Linked DNA regions of Homo sapiens: region 1 is linked to region 2. Evidence: chromatin loops called from intact Hi-C (ENCODE). Cell type or tissue: PC-3. All regions are shown on one strand. Each heading gives the region's core, and the rest is flanking DNA. Links, peaks and the distances in the headings are about the cores only.

Region 1 (5,697 bases), core at 1,118-3,617, 67 kb after region 2:
GCAGACTGCGGGGGCCCACAGAGGCCAAGGGGAGCCCCCGCCCCCGGTCTGGCTCTGAGAACAGCCTCCAGGAGAAACTGCCAAGCCACCCGGACTCATGGCAGCTGCTTAAACTGGCAAGTTCTTTCTTGCAAATTGAGATCCAGGCTGCGATCTGGGCTGGCTCTGCACATTCCAGCCACCTGTTTTACCTGCTGGTTGGAGCTGCCTTGGTACCTCTGAGGGCTGCTTGTGTGTGGGTGGGGGCTGCTTTTGAACACATGGCTGCCCCGTGGGCCGCGCCTTCTCCACTTCTTCTGGCCTTATAAAATGATGGTTATTGCAGGGAGGATGCAGGGCCAAGCATCCTCTTATGTAGCGCCGTGAGATGTGGGGTGTCCAGTGTCCCAGGAGAAATTCAAGCCTCATTTCCCTCTGAGACACTGGGATGGGGCCACGTGCAGCGTCTTAGTGCCTGGATCCCAAGTGTGTCGTCTGAGTCTGTGCATGAGGGGCCAGGGCCAGGCCTTAGGCTGTGTAGGACGGAATTGAAGCATGTTTGATGGGAGGGCCCAGGTCACACCCACCAGGGGCCAGGAGTGCACAGATGTAGATGCCAATGCCAGCCCAAGTCACCCAAAATGGCGAAAGTGAGCTGCTGGGAAACCTTCGGGCCAGAGGCTGATGACGTGGAATCCTGGAGGGGACTGCCTGCTGCTCAGGGTAGAAGGGGACATTCTGATGCGGCACCCGTGACAGCCCTCCAGTGTTCCCGCCACCCAGACCCACTGTCCCTGGAGACCTGCAGAGGGAACCACTGCTGACGAGAAAGTGTCTCCGTCACTTGCTTTGTTTCCCCTTGGTCACTGCAAACACATGCTCACAGCCCTCGGGTGACAAGCCTCTTTCCGCCCCCTTCTGATGCCCCTGCTCTATGGGTGTTGTCACTGCTCCTGGCTTGCAGTGTCCTGTGTGGCTATGACAACCTGGGTTCCTCTCAGGGCCGGTGTCCCTCCTGCAGAAAGCTCACCCTGTCTCCTGGGCCCTGGCCCTGCTCCTGGACAGAGGAGGGAAGGACTGGGGTGGTGGCTGATGGATTCTCATGTCACCTCTTTCCCATATTCCCCTGGGCTCTTCCTTCAGAGCCTCCACCCTGCACCCTGATGACTCACTGTGTCTCATGTAGGAAGCCCCCGGTGACATCTCATGCCCTGTACACAGGTCCCTACAGCCCGGGCCCCTCCTTAGCTCTGCTGCCTCTGGGGGAAACCCCACTTTCAGCCCTCCCCCTACTCCTTACATCTGGCAGGGATTGCAGGGGGCTTGTTGGAGGGAAGCCACATATGAGACTCACACGATGCACCAACGCCCACTGTGCAGACCGCACCCCATCTATTTTCTTCCGTCCCTTCTGCAGTCAACACAGCCCTGGCTCTGCATTCGGCCCTCTCTTCACGGGGCTGTGTCTGGGCAGATGGGGCTGGAAAACAACTCGCTGGGCCCAGCTGGGGTGTGTTGTGAATGTCACAGCCCGGCCTGTGCAACAGGAGGCTCCAGGATCCCTTTAGGGGTAGGGTAGGGGGCGGGAGAGTGCAGATTAAATGGGATGGGCAGGGGCAGGAAGGCAGCAGGGGTGATTAATTTTTCTAGAATCGTTGCCAGGCTACCTTTCAATTCCTTGTCTGTGGCCCAGGCCAAGGAAAGCGAATGTTCTGCTGCCAACCTGGCTTGTCTTTTAATCATACCCTTTGCTTGTCAGTTTAGACACCCGGTATACTCTCATTGCTTTTTAGCAATCTTTGCAACTTGCTGGACTTTTCCACCCAAATAAGAATCATGTGTACTGTGTGCCAGGCACTGTACTAAATGCATTAGCTATTTCAATCCTCACAATAGCCCTATGAGATGGGCACTATCATTATCCTTATTCTGTAGACGAAGAAATTGGCACAGAGAGGTTAATTAACTAGCCCAGAGTCACTCAGCCAGTGAGTGGCAGAACTGAGATTTGAACCTAGGCTGCTTGGCTTCAGGGTCTATGCTCTTAATCTCTCACTGTAGGGGCTCTTAAGTGAGTCCTCAGCTTCCATGGCTTCAGTTGAAGGGACTTCTCTGTGGAGGCAGGGCCAGGAGGAAGTTTATCCATGGGTCCTACAGCAGCCATCTAGAAGGATGGGATTGGTTGTGACTCAGACTCTACCCTTGCTGCTGCCTCTGTCAGGAGCTCTGTCCCCTGGCTCATCCCAGGATCTGCTCCTTCCCCCTCCTCAGGACTCAAATGCAGCATTGCAGAGGATGTTTGCTGAGCACCTGCTATCTGCCAGGCACTGTGTTAGATGTAGGGGATCTTGCAACAAACAGAATTCCTGCTTTTATGGAGCACACATTCAGTAAGTGGAGAGGGATAAACAAATCAGTGAAAGGTATGCATGTCAGCTGCTAATCCATGCTACAGGGAGACATTCAGCAGGCTGGGGGATAGGAAGCTCCAGGTATGTGGGAGAGTGTGTTAGCTTCCTGTGGTTGCTGTGACAAATCACCACCAACTTGATAGCTTCAAACAACACAGATGGACTCTGTCCTAGCTCTGGAGGTCAGGAGTCTGCCGTCTGTTTTACCGGGCTAAGTCAAGGTGTCAGCAGGGCTGGCTCCTGCTGGAAGCACTGAGGGCAGGATTCTTTGTGTTTTCAAGTGTTTGTATTTTTCTTTTTTCTTTTCTTTTCTTTCTCTTTCCTTTCTTTCTTTCTTTCTTTCTTTCTTTCTTTCTTTCTTTCTTTCTTTCTTTCTTTCTTTCTTTCTTCTTTCTCTTCCTTCCTTCCTTCTCTCTCTTTCTCACTTTCTCTTTCTTTCTTTTCTTTCCTCTCTCTCTTTTTCTTTTCTCTCTCTCTCTTTCTCTCTTTCTTTTTAGGCAGACTCTTGCTGTGTCGCCCAGGCTGGAGTGCAGGGGTGTGATCTCGGCTCACTGCAGCCTCTGCCTTCTGGGTTCAAGCGATTCTCCTGCCTCAGCTTCTCAAGTAGCTGGGACTATTGGCATGCACCACTATGCCCAGCTAATTTTTGTATTTTTTAGTAGAGATGGGGTTTCAGTATAAGTTGGCCAGGCTGGTCTCAAACTCCTGACTTCGGGTGATCTGCCTGCCTCGGCCTCCCTAAGTGCTGGGATTATAGGCATGAGCCACCGCACCCGGCCTGTATTTTCTTTTAAGCTCCTCATATTCCTGGGCTTGTAGCCCCTTCCTCCATCCTCAAGCACATGATTCCAGTCTCTGCCCTGTCATACAGCTCCTCTGACTCAGACCTTCCTGCCCTCCTCTTATAAGGACCCCTGTGATTACACTGGGCCCACCCAGGTCATCTAGAGTCATCTTTCTATCTCAAGATCCTTCACTTAACTACATCAGCAAAGCCCCTTTGCAATGGACATACACACAGGGCCCAGGGGTTTTAATGTGGACACATATGGGGGGCCCTTGTTCCACCCCCTACAGAAGGTGGTTGTTGATTTTCAGTAGGATGGTCAGGGAAGACCCTGCTGAGAAGCCACCATTTGAGCCAAGACTGGAGGAGCTGAGGCTGTGGGTCAGGATGACATCGAGGGTGGAGCCTTCCAGGCAAAAGAACAGTGAGTACAAAGCCGGCAACAGGTGTGCTGGCATGTTCCAGGAAAACCAGGGAGGGAGCCACAGCTGCGGCCGAGTGAGGAGAGGAGCAGCAGGAGGTGAGGCCAGAGAAGCCTTGGGGGCAGAAGCTGCGGGCCTCATGGTTATCATGAAGCTCCGGGTTTTACTCTGAGTACGCGGGAGCCATGGAGAGTTCTGAGCAGAGGAAGCACAGGACCTGACCTGGGTTTCACAGGCTTTCTCTGGCTGCTGTGTGGAAAATAGGTAAATAGGGCAAGCGTGGAAGAAGGGAGGCCTGTCGGGAAGCTTTTGCACAATGGCCCGGGTGAGAAAGAATCATGGCTTGGACCAGATGCTGGGATGTGTCCCCCACATCCCTTTCAGGAGCAGGCATGCATGCCCCACTGCCCAGGGGGTTGCCTGCTGAGAGCTCACAGCTGAGACCCTCTCCAGAAAATGCCCCTGGCTGACAGGAGCTGCTTTGCCCAGTCACCCTTCCTACGGTCCCTGCATCTCCAAAGACTGGTAGTAAACACAGGGGTCTAAAGGTCCAGCCCCTTGACTCGATTCATCACAGCTCTGAAGGGCCGTCTTCGCTGCAGACTTCCTCGAAGGATGGATTGCAAAGTCATGCGTAGAGTGTGCAGGGCTCAGGTGACTATCTATATGTCTGTCTATATTTTAGGATCCCTGTCTACATTAGCAATTTGTTTAAAAATATATTTCAAAATTCCTGTGCCCACGTGAGGTCTAGTGATTTATCCATGAAGGTATAGAATAACAGATAGAGAAGGGGTACTTATGTGGTTTGTTGTCCGACAGATCGTGTGAAAGTTTTTCGTCATGTCCAGGCACCACCTCTTCCTGGTCAGGCCCACGTTACATATGAGAACAATGGAACAAGTCAAAGGTAAAGCAACAAGTCCCCCTGTAAAAAACTATCAGTGTAACCGTCCACTTCCATATCTGTCCAGTCAGTTAACAAATATTGACAGACCACCTTTAAACACAGGCTGCTGTGCTGGTGTCTGGGACACAGCAGTGAGTAAGAGCCATCTGATCTCATGACACTCTCAGGAAGTTCCAGTCTATGAGGATGGACAGCATGCAGGTCAACACATAAACATCATTCAGACTGTGAAAAATGCAATAAAGGACACAGATTGGGAGATGGGATAAAGAGTCATGGGGGTGGAGCTACTGTCTCATTTTGGGTGGTCTGGGAGGGCCTCTCTGAGGAAGTGACATGTGGACAGAGTTCTGAAGAATAAGAAGGGGCTGCCATGGGTGATTTGAGGGAACAGCATGCTAGGTGGAGGGAATAGCAAGTGTAAAGGCCAGAGATCAGGAGGATCAAATATGAGGCCAGGGTATCCAAGAAGTCAGGACAGTGCTAAGAGATGGGGATGCAGAGACACTGTGAGGTGAGATAGAAAGAGAAGGGAGTCGGCCTGGCACGGTGGCTCACGTCTGTAATCCCAGCACTTTGGGAGGCTGAGGCAGGTGGATCACGAGGTCAGGAGATCAAGACCATCCTGGCTAACACGGTGAAATCCCATCTCTACTAAAAATACAAAAAATTAGCCGGGTGTGGTGGTGGGCACCTGTCGTCCCAGCTACTCGGGAGGCTGAGGCAGGAGAATGGCGTGAACCCAGGAGGTGGAGCTTGCAGTGATCCAAGATCGCGCCACTGCACTCCAGACTGGGAGAGAGAGCGAGACTCTGTCTTAAAAAAAAAAAAAAAAAAGAGAGAGACGGGAGCCAGGCATGGTGGCTGACACCTGTAATCCCAGCACTTTGGGAGGCAGAGGTGGGCAGATTGCTTGAGCCCAGGAGTTTGAGATCAGCCTGGGCAAAGTGATGAGACCTCGTCTCTACACACACACACACACACACACACACACACACACACACACACACACACACACACACACACAAAGCCAGATGTGGTGGTGCATGCCTGTGATCCCAGCTACTTGGGAGACAGGAGGATCACTTGGGCCTGGAAGGTTGAGGCTGCAGTGAATCAAGATCATGCCCCTGTAATCCAGCCTGGGTGGGTGACAGAGCAAGAACCTGTGTCCAAGAAAAAAAAAAA
Region 2 (5,697 bases), core at 1,252-3,751:
AGACCACCCAAAATGAGACAGTAGCTCCACCCCCATGACTCTTTATCCCATCTCCCAATCTGTGTCCTTTGTTGTATTTTTCACAGTCTGAATGATGTTTATGTGTTGACCTGCATGCTGTCCATCCTCATAGACTGGAACTTCCTGAGAGTGTCATGAGATCAGATGGCTCTTACTCACCGCTGTGTCCCAGACACCAGCACAGCAGCCTGTGTTTAAAGGTGGTCCGTCAATGTTTGTTAAGTGACTGGACAGATACGGAAGTGGACGGTTACACTGACAGTTTTTACAGGGGGACGTGTTGCTTTGCCTTTGACTTGTTCCATTGTCCTCGTATGTAACGTGGGCCTGACCGGGAAGAGGTGGTGCCTGGACATGACGAAAAACTTTCACACGATCTGTCGGACAACAAACCACATAAGTATCCCTTCTCTATCCGTTATTCTATACCTTCATGGATAAATCACTAGACCTCACGTGGGCACAGGAATTTTGAAATATATTTTTAAACAAATTGCTAATGTAGACAGCGATCCTAAAATATAGAGAGACATATAGACATTCACCCGAGCCCTGCACACTCTACACATGACTTTGCAATCCATCCTTCGAGGAAGTCTGCAGTGAAGACGGCCCTTCAGAACTGCGAAGAATTGAGTCAAGGGGCTGGACCTTTAGACCCCTGTGTTTACTACTAGTCTTTGGAGATGGAGGGACCCCAGGAAGGGTGACTGGGCAAAGCAGCTCCTGTCAGCCAGGGGCATTTTCTGGGGAGGGTCTCAGCTGTGAGCTCTCAGCAGGCAACCCCCTGGGCAGTGGGGCATGCGTGCCTGCTCCTGAAAGGGGATGTGGGGGACACATCCCAGCATCTGCTCCAAGCCATGAGTCTTTCTCACCCGGGCCATTGTGCAAAAGCTTCCCGACAGGCCTCCCTTCTTCCACTCTTGCCCTATTTACCTATTTTCCACACAGCAGCCAGAGGAAGCCTGTGAAACCCAGGTCAGGTCCTGTGCTTCCTCTGCTCAGAACTCTCCATGGCTCCCGCGTACTCAGAGTAAAACCCGGAGCTTCATGATAACCATGAGGCCCGCAGCTTCTGCCTCCAAGGCTTCTCTGGCCTCACCTCCCGCTGCTCCTCTCCTCACTCGGCCGCAGCTGTGGCTCCCTCCCCGGTTTTCCGGGAACATGCCAGCACACCTGTTGCTGGCTTTGTACTCACTGTTTTTTTGCCTGGAAGGCTCCACCCTCGATGTCATCCTGGCCCGCAGCCTCAGCTCCTCCAGTCTTGGCTCAAATGGTGGCTTCTCAGCAGGGTCTTCCCTGACCATCCTACTGAAAATCAACAACCACCTTCCATAGGGGGCTGAACAAGGGCCCCCCATATGTGTCCACATTAAAACCCCTGGGCCCTGTGTGTATGTCCATTGCAAAGGCGCTTTGCTGGTGTAAAGTGAAGGATCTTGAGATGGAAAGATGACTCTGGATGACCTGGGTGGGCCCAGTGTAATCACAGGGTCTTTATAAGAGGAGGGCAGGAGGGTCTGAGTCAGAGGAGCTGTAGTGACAGGGCAGAGACTGGAATCATGTGCTTGAGGATGGAGGAAGGAGCCACGCTCCCAGGAGTATGAGGGGCTCAAAAGAAAATACAGGCCAGACCAGCACTTTGGGAGGCCGAGGCGGGTAGATCACTTGAGGTCAGGATTTCAAGACCAGCCTGGCCAACATGGTGAAACCCTGTGTCTACTAATAATACAAAAAACATTAGCTGGACCTGGTGGTGCGCATCTGTAGTCTCAGCTACTTGGGAAGCCGAGGCAGGAGAATCACTTGAACCCAGGAGGCAGAGGCTGCAGTGAGCCAAGATTGCACCACTGCACTCTAGCCTGGGTGACAGAGCGAGACTCTGTCTCTAAAAAAAAGAAAGAGACAAAGACAGAGAGGAAAAAAAAGGAAGGAAGGAAGGAAGGGGAAGGGAAGGGAAGGGAAGGGGGAAGTGGAAGGGGAAGGGGAAGGAAGGGAAGGGAAGGAGGGAGGGAGGGAGGGAGGGAAGGAGAGGGAAGGGGAGGGAGAAAGAGAAAGAGAGGGAGAGAAGAAAGAAGGAAAGAAAGAGAAAGAAAGAAAGAGGAGGGGAGGGGAGGAGAAGGAAGGGAAGGGAAGGAGGGAAGGGGAATGAAAGGGAGGAGAAAGAGAAGGGAGAAAGGAAGGGAGGAAGGAAAGAAAGGAAAGGAAGAGAAGGGAAGGGAGAAAGAAAGAAAAAGAAAGAAAGAAAGGAAGAAAGGAAGAAACAAAGAAAGGAAGGAAAGAAGGAAGGAAATACAGACACTGAAAATGCAAAGAGTCCTGCCCTCAGGGCATCCAGCAGGAGCCAGCCCTGTTGACACCTTGACTTAGCCCAGTGAAACTGACGGCAGACTCCTGACCTCCAGAGCTAGGAGAGAGTCCATATGTGTTGTGTGAAGCTATCAGGTTGGTGGTGATTCGTCATAGCAACCACAGGAAGCTAACACACCCTCCCACATACCTGGAGCTTCCTATCCCCAAGCCTGCTGAATGTCTCCCTGTAGCATGGATTAGCAGCTGACATGCATACCTTTCACTGATTTGTTTATCCCTCTCCACTTACTGAATGTGTGCTCCATAAAAGCAGGAATTTTGTTTGTTGCAAGATCCCCTGCACCTAGCACAGTGCCTGGCAGATAGCAGGTGCTCAGCAAACATCCTCTGCAATGCTGCACTTGAGTCCTGAGGAGGGAGACGGAGCAGATCCTGGGATGAGCCAGGGGACAGAGCTCCAGGCAGAGGCAGCACCAAGGGTAGAGTCTGAGTCACAGCCAATCCCATCCTTCTAGATGGCTGCTGTAGGACCCATGGATAAAATTCCTCCTAGCCCTGCCTCCACAGAGAAGTCCCTTCAACTGAAGCCATGGAAGCTGGAAACTCACTTAAGAGCCCCTACAGTGAGAGATTAAGAGCATAGACCCTGAAGCCAGGCTGCCTAGGTTCAAATCTCAGCTCTGCCACTCACTAGCTGAGTGACTCTGGGCTAATTAATTAACCTCTCTGTGCGAATTTCCTCGTCTACAGAATAAGGATAATGATAGTGCCCATCTCATAGGGCTATTGTGAGGATTGAAATAGCTAATGCATTTAGCACAGTGCCTGGCACACAGTACACATGATCTACTGTTCCTATTTGGGTGGAAAAGTCCAGCAAGTTGCAAAGATTGCTAAAAAGCAATGAGAATATACCAGGGTGTCTAAACTGACAAGCAAAGGGTATGATTAAAAGACAAGCCAGGTTGGCAGCAGAACATTTGCTTTCCTTGGCCTGGGCCACAGACAAGGAATTGAAAGGTAGCCTGGCAACGCTTTGAGAAAAATTAATCACCCCTGTTGCCTGCCTGCCCCTGCCCATCCCATTTAACCTGCATTCCCCCGCCCCCTACCCTACCCCTAAAGGGATCCTGGAGCCTCCTGTTGCACAGGCCGGGCTGTGACATCCACAACACACCCCAGCTGGGCCCAGCAAGTTGTTTTCCAGCCCCATCTGCCCAGACACAGCCCTGTGAAGAGAGGGCCGAATGCAGAGCCAGGGCTGTGTTGACTGCAGAAGGGACGGAAGAAAATAGATGGGGTGCGGTCTGCACAGTGGGAGGTTGGTGTGTCATGTGGGTCTCACATGTGGCTTCCCTCCAACAAGCCCCCTGCAATCCCCGCCAGACGTAAGGAGGGAGGGGTGAAAGTGGGGTTTCCGCCAGAGGCAGCAGAGCTGAGGAGGGGCCCAGGCTGCAGGGACCTGTGTACAGGGCATGAGATGTCACCGGGGGCTTCCTACATGAGATGCAGTGAGTCATCAGGGTGCAGGGTGGAGGCTCTGAAGGAAGAGCCCAGGGGAATACAGGAAAAAGGTGACCTGAGAATCCATCAGCCACCACCCCAGTCCTTCCCTCCTCTGTCCAGGAGCAGGGCCAGGGCCCAGGAGACAGGGTGAGCTTTCTGCAGGAGGGACACCCGCCCTGAGAGGAACCTGGGCTGTCATAGCCGCACAGACACTGCAAGCCAGGAGCAGTGGCCACACCCGTAGAGCAGGGGTATCAGAAGGGGGCAGAAACACAAGCTTGTCACCTGAGGGCTGGGAGCATCTGTCTTTGTGGTGACCAAGGGGAGACAAAGCAAGTGACGGAGACGCCTTCTCTTCAGCAGTGGTTCCCTCTGCAGGTCTCCAGGGACAGTGGGTCTGAGGGGCAGGAATGGTGGGGGGCTGTCATGGGTGCCGCATTAGGATGTCCCCTTCTACCCTGAGCAGCAGGCAGTCCCCTCGAGGATTCCACGTCATCAGCCTCTGGCCCGAGGGCTTCCCAGCGCCTCCCTTTCTCCGTTTTGGGTGACTTGGGCAGGCACTGGCGTCTACATCTGTGCACTCTTGGCACCTGGTGGGTGCGACCTGGGCCCTCCCATCAGACACACTTCAATCTCATCCCACACAGCCCAGGGCCAGACCTTGGCACCTCATGCAGACTCAGACTACGCACCTGGGATCCGGGCACTGAGACTGCACGTGGCCTCTTCCCAGTGTCTCAGAGGGAAATGAGGCTGGAATTTCTCCTGGGACACTGGACACCCCGCATCTCATGGTGCTGCATAAGAGGATGCTTGGCCCTGCATCCTCCCTGCAATAACCATCATTTAATCAGGCCAGAAGAAGTGGAGAAGGCGCGGCCCATGGGACAGCCATGTGTTCAAAAGCAGCCCCCACCCATGCACAAGCAGCCCTCAGAGGTGTCCAGGCAGCTCCAACCAGCAGATAACGGGCACCCAGAATGTGCAGAGCCAGCCCAGATTGCAGCCTGGATCTCAATTTGCAAGAAAGAACTTGCCAGCTTGAGCAGCTGCCACGAGTCCCAGCGGCTTGGCAGTTTCTCCTGGAGGCTGTTCGCAGAGCCAGACCAGGGACGGGGTCTTGGCCACTATGGGTCCCCGCAGTCTGCACCGAGCTTGGAGTCACCAGGCTGATTTCACGGATGTTTATGGAGCCTGCAGGAGACCATAGCTTAGTGTGTCCCCTGCTAATTAAAGGACAACAGCCAGTTGTTCCCCGTCAGAGATTACAAAGGATGAATGCTTTGGACCCAGGGAGCGGATGGGAGCATATCAGATGCCAAAACCTGGTGCCTGCCACCTGGCATTCTTTGGAAGTGACCCTTTGTGGAGCATTGGCCATTATCGGGGAGATGGGTATTGGGGAGCCTCCCTCTCAGCTCTGGGGTCTCAACTCTGCCCACATAGGGCAGGAGGACGATGTCCTGAAGCTGTGCCTGTCCTTGCCCAAGGAGGGTTGGGGGCTTTGCAGGGGGGTATGTGAATGCCTGCAGGCCTAGGGGTCAGGGGACCCGTGCAGGGCTGGAAGAGGGGTTCTCGGCCACAGGACAGCCCTGCTTCTGCCAGTGAAGCCATGTGTGGAAATACGGCTCAGCATTGCTCAACCTTCCAGCAGCCAGGACACCCTGGGTTTGAGTCCCTGCTACAGATAAAAGAACCGAATCTGACCATTTGTCTCCAGCCATTCTCAGCCTCTGCCTCTCTCCCCAGCCCCTCTACCAGGTGTTCAAGGAAAGCAGAGCCCAGAACCTGTCGTGTAGGGCCTTGGGCTTTCCACGGCCTGATCAGTGCTAGTCTCTGGGGAGCACTTTGGGGGAC

The links. A loop is a pair of places that touch in the nucleus more often than their neighbours do. Peaks named below come from ENCODE experiments on the same cell type or tissue, not always from the same donor. Only the 100,000 strongest peaks of a DNase experiment are listed, where the experiment ranks them.
Region 1: a loop joins it to region 2, with 4 times the contacts of the local background. A loop is called at or near these places in 4 of 110 quality-filtered maps.

Annotation. Positions count from the first base shown.
Region 1 is chr20:47,908,741-47,914,437 of GRCh38, forward strand. No RefSeq gene overlaps it. Among named protein-coding and RNA genes, the nearest start is that of LINC01523, 72 kb to the right of the region's middle. In PC-3, for the core only: no CTCF peak of the experiment used is centred there; DNase peaks (open chromatin) are centred at 1,181, 2,231 and 2,511; H3K4me3 peaks cover 322 bases; H3K27ac peaks cover 2,500 bases.
Region 2 is chr20:47,841,960-47,847,656 of GRCh38, forward strand. LOC105372636 (a long non-coding RNA gene) reads right to left here and starts at 1,310. Exons shown (of 3, transcript XR_936785.3): 1 at 1,220-1,310; 2 at 181-398. RefSeq lists a silencer at 53-253. In PC-3, for the core only: no CTCF peak of the experiment used is centred there; DNase peaks (open chromatin) are centred at 2,442 and 2,782; H3K27ac peaks cover 2,447 bases.